Linked DNA regions of Homo sapiens: region 2 is linked to region 1. Evidence: read pairs that join two places in POLR2A ChIA-PET (ENCODE). Cell type or tissue: K562. All regions are shown on one strand. Links, peaks and the distances in the headings refer to the core of each region. The heading gives the core; the rest is flanking DNA. Region 1 has its middle 360 kb from the start of QKI. Region 2 has its middle 460 kb from the start of QKI.

Region 1 (5,386 bases), core at 335-5,334:
AATGAAAAGTCATCTCACCTGAAAAGGATGCATCATAAGCAAAATGGGGCTCTTCAAGGAACTTGTCTAAATAGGAAATACTATTTTCACTTAAGTTTAATTTGATGACAACCATATAATAATATACTTTTTTTGTTTAATATTCATGCATGTGGGTTTTTTGCAGACTCTTAGAAGATTATTTTCTGAGTATTAGCTTCTCAATCTCAAACTTCTTAAAGGTTAAACCAATGGTGATGAAGACTCTCTCTGTCAAATCTCTTTCTCAGTTAAAAAGAAAAAAAAAAACATCCAAGGTGTTTAAGAGAGTCACTGAACTTCATGAATGCATTTAAAGCCAAAAAAAAAAAATCCATGCATGCAACAGAAAAGATTAGAGATTCTGAAGGCACTTAAAATTGTTTATAAAATTTACAGATAATCTGAGGAAAAGTATTCTTATCGAAGTCAACTCAGCTTAGGGTCCTAGTTTCCAAGACACATAAAGCACAAGCATAGATAAATGCAATGTGTCATTCTGAATGATTTGTTTTCTCTTTTCTTTTCAAGTAAACTGAAAACTTGCTGATACCTGCAGCCCAGCTTTCTTTTATTCCCACTGCATGCCCTAACACAAAACTACACATGCTCGTCTAGCGAGTGGATAACAGAAGAAAAATATTATCTACCTGGGCACTCATTATGATGATTAACAAGTGTAACTTCTTTACTCCTCACAACAATCCTCTAAGATGCATAACTGTGTCTGCATTTAACAAAGGGGAGTCATTTTTCCGAATTTGCCCTTCTGGTAGGTGAGCAAGCAGAAACGGCAGCAAACGGCTGAGGGGCTGCCACGTCTGTGCTCTTTTCACTTGCCACACCAACCCTGCCACAAATGTGAGGATGCAATTACAGTCACGTCAGCATGTGCCCCCATGATGAAATGACAGAGGCAGCGTGGTGCAGTGGTTAGGAGCAGCACTGTGGGGGCTGCCTGCCTGGGTCCAGATCTCACCACACTTCTTCCTCAGGCAATTTCATCAACTTCCCTGGGAATGCACTCTCCTCCTAACACGGGGATGGCAGTAGTATCATACCTGGCTCTGGAGTTGTTACGGGAATTAGAGCTGACGGAGAGACAGTGCTCAGCACTTAAGAAGGGGCAGCCTTTCTTTGTTTGACTTGGTTCTACTATCCCATCTTTTCTAGCGGCAACTTTGCTGAAACACATAAATTCTGTGACTTTCCAAGGTAAATTAAAAAAAAATAGCCCAATGTTTTATTGTTTTTTATTTGTGACTTGCTAGAATGTATTTTTTCCTGCTTGATATACTCAATCTCTACAATGAAGTCAAAAGAGAACTCATACAATCTGAATTTTCCCATCCACCAAGCTGTGTGGAATGATGAACTCTTAAAAGCAAAAGGCATTTTCAAATCACAGAAAAAAAAATAGCATTTTATTCCTGTTAAGGCAAAACAAACAATGGCAGCATTTTTCAAGACAGATTATGGAGAGATGATAGATGGTAGGTAAGTGAGATAGATGATAGACAGACAGGTAGATAGATAGATAGATCCAAGGTGTTTAAGAGAGTCACTGAACTTCATGAATGTATTTAAAGCCAAAACAAAAATACCCATGCATGCAACAGAAAAGATGAGAGATTCTGAAGGCACTTAAAATTGTTTATAAAATGTACAGATAATCTGAGGAATAGATAGACAGATATGTGATAGACAATAGATTTGAGTCACCAACATTTAAATGCAGATATGATACAGAAATAAAGCAATAGCATCTTTGAATCTAGAAGCATCACTAGATGTCATCGCACCTCTTTCCCATCCCACTTACCCCAATTTTACAGAAAGCGGAGCCTGTGGGAGGTTGAGTGACTGTCCCATTCACATGAATTGTTAGCAGCGACAAATGGGACCTGAAATCTATTCCCCTCACCAGCAATGCATTTGGCCACCACAAAACATCATTCTCTCTCTCCAATAAACCAAGGTCGTAAGGTAGCTGTCTTTATACCCTCTTCATTGCAATGCTTGAGACCCTACTTACTCCTAGATCCTCTTACTTTACAAAATCATCTCATTCTTCCCTATCATCTACCCTTCCGCCCACAGAACTAACTTTTAAAAATGTATCCCCCAGATGCCTCTCAGTAGCTGGTGACCCTTTGCTGGCCACACATTACTGTCACTCCAAATGGGGGACCCAGCTCACAGGGCAGGGTTTCCAGCTCCAGCTGATGGATGTTCCACTCCCGAAGTTTCTTGGAACAGAAGAGGACTAGATACCAGTGCTGGCGAGGCCCCCTCTCCTCATGCAACGTCCTGCCCTCCCTGCCTGGCCACGAATCTTCCCTGAACCATTTCTCACTCATCCTTGCCTTCAGAGTCCCAGTATTATTCTCCACACTCGTTTGCTTCCCAATATTTTACAGCAACTAGGGGACACCATAACATCATTCTGTGAAAGACTTTGAGAATTCTTGTCATGTTTCCACAGCGTCCTCTTTCAGCTTAACATGTTCTCCTTTGCTCCTCCTTTTTCTTTCCCTATATCATCTATAGGGGGATCTGCTAATCTCCCTTTCTTGGCAGGTTATCATTCCTACCCCCCTATCTAGCTTTATTTCTGATCTGTCACCAGCATGCAGCTGTAGCATTTAGTTCCAGGGACAGCTGACAGAGTAGCCAGTGACATGATCTTTACAGTAGCTTCTATTAACTCACCCTAATGGCTTAGTGGATTTAGCCAAACTACTTGAAAACTGGGTGTCACAAAAGCTTCTAAAAATATACTGATATAAACCTTCTGATAAAATACTATGCTGAGCATGTTTAAGCTTCCACATTTCAACATGGGGAGAAAATGGTCAGTATTTCTACCATTTGACTTGAAAGTTAATGAAAGAAACTTTTTAAATTCCCAAATAAGACCTCTCCCATATGACATGTTGAATTACAGAAACACAAAGTCCTTAGGCTGTGCTACAGGATCTACAGCCTTCTGCTTTCCAAACCGAAGGTTGGTCAGCTTTATCTGTGAAGGCCCAGACAGTAAACCTTGTGGGCTTTGGGGCCCTATGGTCTCTCATGCAGCCACCCCCCTGTACTGTTATGGGAGCGGCAGCCATAGATAATGTGCAAAGTGGGCCTGCCTGGTTTCAGATAAACTTTATTTACAAAAACAGGCAGTGGGCCTGACAGATTCCAGACCCCGGCTCTAAACCAATAGGATATTTCATCAGTGGGAGCCACAGCCTGAGTAGAGAGCTACAGTTATCTGCAAAACACTTTTCAGTAGGTACAAAGAACCTCTTTACCCACATATTCGGATGGAGTTTCAGTCTCAGGGATGAGCCCCTATTCAAGCTATCAGGGATCAAATTTTAAGAAAATATCAAAAGAGCGCAGTGGAGGGAAAGCGCCGCACAAACAACGGTGTCAACATCCTGCTGACCTTGGATTAGAGAAGAGCTCATGCGGAGGCTGCTGCTAACCTCCTGAAGGGGCAATTGATAAAGAGATGAAGATGTGGACACCAGCCCTCAACAGATAAAGATCCAAATAACTGAGGAACAAGGAAGAGGTAGCTAGAGGCCTGGGAACATTTACCTTACCTCTGTGGGGCTGCGTCTCCAGGTCACAGGACTTGGGAGAACTCTCCTCCCTCCTCCTCCTCCTCATCCTCATCATCAATATTCTTTAAAGTTACTCTTTGTTAAAACATTATGCTGTACACCTTACCAGCAGTACTTAATGAATCTTGACAACACCCGTGGGAGCTGGGGATGTCTAATGCTATTCTCGTCCTGCAGATGAGAAAGCTGAGACTCAGCCAGCTCAAAAACCTGACAGCAGTCACTTAATTAGAAAGTGGCAAAGCCCAGATTCAAATCCAGACCTCCACCAAAGTCCATTCTTCTCATTTAAAAAACTAAAACGTTGCTCCTTTACTTTGCAATTAGGCATATGAATGCTGTTCAAGGATGCTCATGAGCAAACCCTATCACCATCTGGGCCCATTATGAGCATTTTATTGGTACTACAAATAGCTGTAGATGCAAAAGGACACCAGCAACTTCACCCTTGCCAATTCCCTCAGCAGAGGTGGAAGGTTAACAAGCTCACCCATTGTGCCCGGAGCTGATGCATTTAGTTAACAGCTGGGAGGACCTGCTGGCCTTACACTTTAATGCATATGTATAGCATCACCCTCACTAGCCTTGTACATTTTTTGTGTGTGGGATTTTTTTTCTCTCCACAAGGAGACTCTGGAAGAAACCAGCGGGAAGGCACACAGGCTCCAGCCTGGAACTGTCTTCTTGGAAATAGCCCTGGTACAAACCAGAATCTGTTCCTAAGGAGATCACAAAGGCTGCATTCTTCATAGACACCCAGAAATAAAATTCAATTTAAACAAAAAATGCAGAGAAGACTATCCCATCCATTACCTGGAGTTTACAATGAGCTAGGTTTCCTCAATCAAGCAAAATCAACTTAGGTGCCACTGATCTTCCTAGCAGCCATCAGCAGTTACAAATAGATAATGGTGGGAAGCAAACAAAAACACACCTTTGTTTGTCAGAAGACGCTTTTAGGCTGGGCGCGGTGGCTCAAGCCTGTAATCCCAGCACTTTGGGAGGCCAAAGCAGGCAGATTTCTTGAGGCCAGGAGTTCGAGACCAGCCTGGCCAACACGGCGAAACCCTATCTCTACAAAACAAAAAAAAATACAAAAATTAGCCGGGCGTGGTGGCATGCACCTGTAGTCCCAGCTACTTGGGAGGCTGAGGCACGAGAATCACTTGAGCCTGGGAGGCAGAGGTTGCAGTGAGCTGGGATAACGCCACTGCACTTCAGCCTGGGTGACAGAGGGAAACTCTGTCTCAAAAAAAAAAAAAAAAAAAAAAAGGAAGAAGGGGCTTTTATTCCAATGTGATGCCTCTTGGAGTTAGCAGGAGCCTGGCTACATTTCCCAGACAAATGAAGTCTCCTCCCACTTACCTGAGCACACTGGGTGTGGCTGTTTCAAACCTTGTTCTCTCAGTTTTCTCAGAGTCCAGAGTGACCCCTTCAGGACACGAGTAAGTCTGGCAGTGAGTTAAGAGAGTAAAGCTAACTAGAGATGGGAGTGTTACTTCTGGCATAAACCGTCTCTTCTCTACCTGACAGCTCAACATGCCCAAGGCACCACACCAAAAAGAGAGAAGTGCCACAAATAAGATGCTGTGGACGAGACAAGTAGAATATGTAAAACCAATTCAGTGAAACTGCAATAATGAAGCAATACAGTTGATCATTTTCATGTTCTCTCAGAAAAATGAACAGAACACACCTCACCTGTGTTGGTTATTGAGTGTAACCAACCTCACTGTATGCAAATT
Region 2 (5,386 bases), core at 94-5,093, 100 kb before region 1:
AAGGATCTTCTGTACTAGAGTTTACAAGTCTGGTATCTGCCATTATTCTGGAACTCAAGTGAGGAAAAGGTCCTGGGGCTCTACACATTCTATATGCTCATTTTTATTTAATCCTGTTGTTTTCAATGGCATCTGATCCTTCTGTGCCTGACACTGCTGAAAGTCCAAAGACTCTCTGTTGTGACCTTTCCAGAGAACACCCTTTCTCTCCAGTCTTCCATGGTCGTGGAGAGGGAATCTAGGAATGCAGTCATTTCTGAATCAGACCTCAAACTCAACTTCCTGATTGTTCTCCCACATTGTATCCATTATTAGAGGGCCATGCTATCTCTAAATCCTAAAAAGCTGGTAATTCTGTGTTATAAATCATGGATTTTTCTGATTTTCCCTACTGCTGGCTTAGAAATCAGTTTTGTTCATTTCTGCTACCACTCACTCATTTGTTTCTAGCTTTGAAAATTTGTTAATTTCCCCCCTTTCTTTTTCTGTCTGTCCTTGTGCACTTATGCTTTGTCATTTTAGTGGGGATTTAGGAGGTATCAAAAGCAAATGTATTTATTCAACTTACCATCTTTACCTTGAAGTCTACATATTACAACTGTTTTATTTATCTCTGTGGTCAATCACAAAGATATCCAAATCCTTCACTCCTTCTTGTATCTTTCCACTTTTAAAAAATGTTTTTCCATGCCCTTAAAATGTGACTTTGCAGCTCCTTTAGTCAGGGAGTGGAGTCTATTCCCCTTCTCTTAAATTGAAGCTGGCCCTGTGACTTGCTTTGGCCAATACAATCAACAGAAATGACAACATATTCGTTTCAACTCTAGGCTTCAAGATGCTTTATGTGATTTCACTCATTCTCTTAGAACCACCATGTCCAGCCACCATGTGAACAAGCCCAACCTAGCCTGCTAGAAAATGAGAGATGCCAAAAAGCAGAGATGAGCCATTTCAGCTGAAGCCATCCTAGGCCAGCTGCCCCAAACTGATCCCAGAGTTAGCTGCATGGCAAACACAGCTGAAACTAAATACAGCTGAAGCTAGAAAATCAGCCAAGCTGAGCCTAGCACCAATGTCCAGCCCACTGAACCATGAGCTAAACAGTTGTTGTTTCAACGCACTGTTTTAGGGTAGGTTGTTACATAGCAAAGGCTAACTGGCACAGTTTCTGAAAAATGTGAGTAAAGATTCAGACAATTCTAATCTTTAAAGACATTGGAAATGGTCCTCACCACATCAGAAATGAACAGATCCATCAAAATAGCCCGAAGTTGTTGATCTTGCACTTGAACAGCACCTGCATAACTAATAAATGTATTGGTTTTAAAGTTTATATTGTTCTTATTACAAAACTACAGTCCCCAAAAGATAGCGAATCAATTTCATAGTCAGGGCTCACACAGCAGTAGACAATTTATCTTGACATTTGATACCCGCTGGCTACTGTTCCCAATTATGCCAAATGCTGAAGAGCATGTCCGTGGAAACTGCAAGCTGGCGGTGTGCAGTGGACGTGTGAAGATCCTGGGAGTGTCAGACTTGCTTCTGCGCATCATCAAATCCATACCATAAGCAAAATAGTGACACCTCCTACTTGCATTTCTGTTAACTTCTTACAGATACTAAAATAACAAATTAATTCACTGCAAAGTTGCCCTTTTTGAGATACTACCAGATTTTCCAATAGTCAAAAATAAAATTAAAAGACGGGAGAAAGTGTGAAAGAAAGCCCAGCAAACACGAGAAGGGCTCATGATAACACGGTTGCATGAGGCCACGTGACAAGACAATCCCCAAGGCCAGACCACACGCTCTGCGTGTGCAGGTTTCTCCAGAGCTCACAGGAATACTGAAGAGTGGCAGAGAAGTCTCCAACTCCGCCCCATGCCAGAACTTACTGATGCTGCTGGGGAGGGCTGTGCATGGTGAACATTCATTGCGGAAACCCAAGGTGGGGCTGCCAAGGCAGGGGTGGGTCTTCTTACCTGGGAGGCACATCAACTCTAGCTACAGGGGTGGGGGAAGGAAAATGTGTCTTCCTCATTTCCTGAAACTTAGAAAAGTCTAGTTATCTTATAAGATAACTAGAATTGAAGTACAGAAAGCTGATAAGCCAATCCTTTACACACGGACTATTTAAATGTTTAAGATACATATTATTATTGTCCCTAGTGAAATCTGAAACAATGAACATGCAAATGTCATTAACAATGAAGGTCTCTAAGTCTCTAAAAACACAATGACAGAAGATTCTTCTGCTTTGCTTTATTTTTTAGGTGTCCATCACCAAACTCCTTTTGTAACCTTCTGAAGACCTTTTGATTGGATCATTTATGTGCATTATTGGTGGGGAGAGGAAGGAGATTTTTTGCAAAAAGAAGAGATTAACTACGTGCTAGAAATCCGCGGACTACCTCAAAAAATCCAAATGTTCTCAGAATCAATGCCTGGACGGATGTGCCCCAAACTCTGTCACTTTCCAATATCAAAAATTAAGAAGTATTAAGAGCATATATTAAACAATAATACCTTGCAGTGAAACATTCTTAACTACATGTGCATGTAACAAACTTTCAAGATATAGTTCCTGACAATGCTGTGTCTTGTGGATTCCAGAATGGAAGAGATAGGCACAATCCTTACTGCATAGAGTCTACAAACTAGTGAGGGGCTCAGATAAAGTGATGTGTTGTACAGAAAGACAGAGGACTCTATGAGCTCATAAGCAAGGTGCTTAACATGGACAACAGGGTCAGGAAGGCCTCTTTAGTGAAAGAATATCTAAGCTGAGACGTGAAGCATGAGTGTGAAGGAGCCTGGAAACAAGATGGGGAAGCGTGGACTGGGCAGTGGAAATCACACGTGCACACACTGCAGGGTAAGACAGCACAGGGCCTGGGAGGGACTGAAAGTGGGTCATTCTCTTTAAACAACTGACGTTAAGTAGAATAAAAGCCTGTGGATGTAATTAGGGAACAAATAGGACCAATACTTATTATAAGCTTAAGAACTTAACCCTGCTAACAACAAAGGAAGCCATCTATGTATGTATGTATGTATGTATGTATGTATGTATGTATCTATCTATCTATCTATCTATCTATCTATCTATCTGTCTTTCTATTGTGTATCCACTTGTAAGTTCTGTGACAGCTTAGACACTGTCTTTTTGGTTCACAACTACATCCCTAAGACCTGGAACAGTGCCTGATACATCCTGGGCATTAAGGAATTCTTTCCTGAATGAGGGGAATTAAGCTGCGGAATGGTCTGACTCATTTGTATTTCAGAACGACAATGCAGCTCCATGTGGAGGCTCAAGCAGAGTCAGGGAGAACAGATGGACCAATCGTGTTTAGATAAGGGATGACAGTGGGGCCAAATCCACAAGCATAGTGGGAGATTGTAACTCACCTCTTTCAATACCCACTAGGAGAAGCAGACCAGAAAAATCAGTGCAATATAGTTTGAACTCCTCAATTAGCAAATTGGCCTAATGGACACATATCTAGATTATTGAATTCAACATCTGCAGAATGCACATTATTTTCAAGCATAAAGAGAACATCTGCAAAAACTGACCACATCCCACCTCATAAAGCAAGTCTCAAAAACTCATAGGATTGAAATCATACAACACTTGGGCTCTCATGACAAGATAAGTTAGAAACCAGTCGTAAAAAAGATAATTCTCCATCTTTTATAAATTCAGAAAAACCTCCAAATAATTCCTTTGTAACTACAAAGCACAAACACTAGGAAAAAGAAGGAAGACTGCAAAACATCGTGGGCTAAACTTCCAGTTCCAGGAAGTTAGAAAAACACAAGCTATACACAAACCCTACAGAAAGAAGGAAATGACATAAGGGCAGATAATAAAGGGTTCAGTGAGACGGCCTCAGGCAGTGTTCAGTTCCTGGGTCTAAGTTACGATTACAAACATGCTTACTTTATGGTAATTTATTTGGCCTTAGTTTTTTTTTTTTTTTTGAGATGAAGTTTCATTCTTGTCACCCAGGCTAGAGTGCAGTAGTGTGATCTTGCCTCAATGCAACCTCCACCTCCCAGGTTCAAGCGATTCTCCTGCCTCAGCCTCCTGAGTAGCTGAGATTACAGGTGCGTGCCACTACACCCAGCTAATTTTTGTATTTTTAGGAGAGACAGGGTTTCACCATGTTGGCCAGGATGGTCTCAAACTCGTGACTTCAGGTGATCTGCCTGCCTTGGCATCCCAAAGTGCTGGGATTACAGTGTCAGCCACTGTGCCCAGCCTGGCCTTACATTTTTGTTTTATATACTTTCTTGTATGTAAGTTATATTTTTATAATGAAAATGGTTTGAACATTTCTTTCTCATGAGAAAACAAATAGAGATGATGGCTATCTGAACTACAGTAGAGAAAAAGGAAACAGAGAATTGAGCTGGATTTATAGATATTAAGGAATTGACATTGATTGGCCTTGCAGAGGGTGAAGCTCTGGACCCTGGTGCTTCATTTGAGAAGGGAACTGGAGGAACAGCAGTTGGGGACGTCCTGATTTAGGAAATCTGTGGGATATTCTCCAAGTAGAGACATCCACTGGGCATCAGGTTCCGGTGCCTTGCTCTAAGAGAGAGGCCAATTGGGAGACAGTGGATTTGGGAGTTATCAGAAAGTAGAGACAGTCTTTGAGGCATGGGAGTGACAGAAAGAAGTAAAGAGCGGGTATCAGGGGCCTGCAGGCACACATGGTGCGTGCATCCAGAAGTGAGGCAGAGGAAGAAAATAATGACTCCAGAGGCACTTCCACACTTGCAGGAAGAAAACCAGAAGAAAGTGGCCCAATGGAAGCAGACAGAAGGGAGTGACTCAAGAATTCAAATGCTGCACAGTGTTTACTGCTGCCAAGAGGGAAATCCAGTAAGGATGGAGAAGCACTGTTTGCATTAGCAGGAAGGAGGCTGTACTAGCATCTTTCCAGAGATGAGTTTCAGTGGAACTGGGGAGATTGGCTGTGAGGGAGATGAAAACTTGACTGCAGTATGCCATGGAGTGGCGAGGGAGAGGGCCAAGGCATGTGTGCACCCTCCCCTCCTGTGATTTGCTGTGGATGGAAAGGGGCACAGGGCTGCAGGAGGGGGATTTGGGTCCTGGTATGGTTTCACTGTGTCCCCACCCAAATCTCATCTTAAATTGTGGTTCCCATAATCCCCATGCATCATGGGAGGGAGCTGGTGGGAGGTGATTGAATCATGGGGGCAGTTTCCCCCATGCTGTTCTCATGACAGTGAGTGAGTCTCACAAAATCTGATGGTTTTATAAGCATCTGACATTTCCCCTGCTGGCCCTTGACCATCCTGCAGCCCTGTGAAGAGGTGCCTTCCACCATTGTAAGTTCCTTGAGGC

The links. Peaks named below come from ENCODE experiments on the same cell type or tissue, not always from the same donor. Only the 100,000 strongest peaks of a DNase experiment are listed, where the experiment ranks them.
Region 2: POLR2A ChIA-PET joins it to region 1 with 5 read pairs; 3 of 35 experiments call an interaction of 5 or more read pairs at or near these places.

What each region holds. Positions count from the first base shown.
Region 1 is chr6:163,775,180-163,780,565 of GRCh38, reverse strand. No RefSeq gene overlaps it. Among named protein-coding and RNA genes, the nearest start is that of QKI, 360 kb to the right of the region's middle. In K562, for the core only: a CTCF peak has its summit at 2,468; DNase peaks (open chromatin) are centred at 2,635 and 3,145; H3K4me3 peaks cover 798 bases.
Region 2 is chr6:163,874,491-163,879,876 of GRCh38, reverse strand. No RefSeq gene overlaps it. Among named protein-coding and RNA genes, the nearest start is that of QKI, 460 kb to the right of the region's middle. In K562, for the core only: no CTCF peak of the experiment used is centred there; no DNase peak of the experiment used is centred there; H3K27me3 peaks cover 392 bases.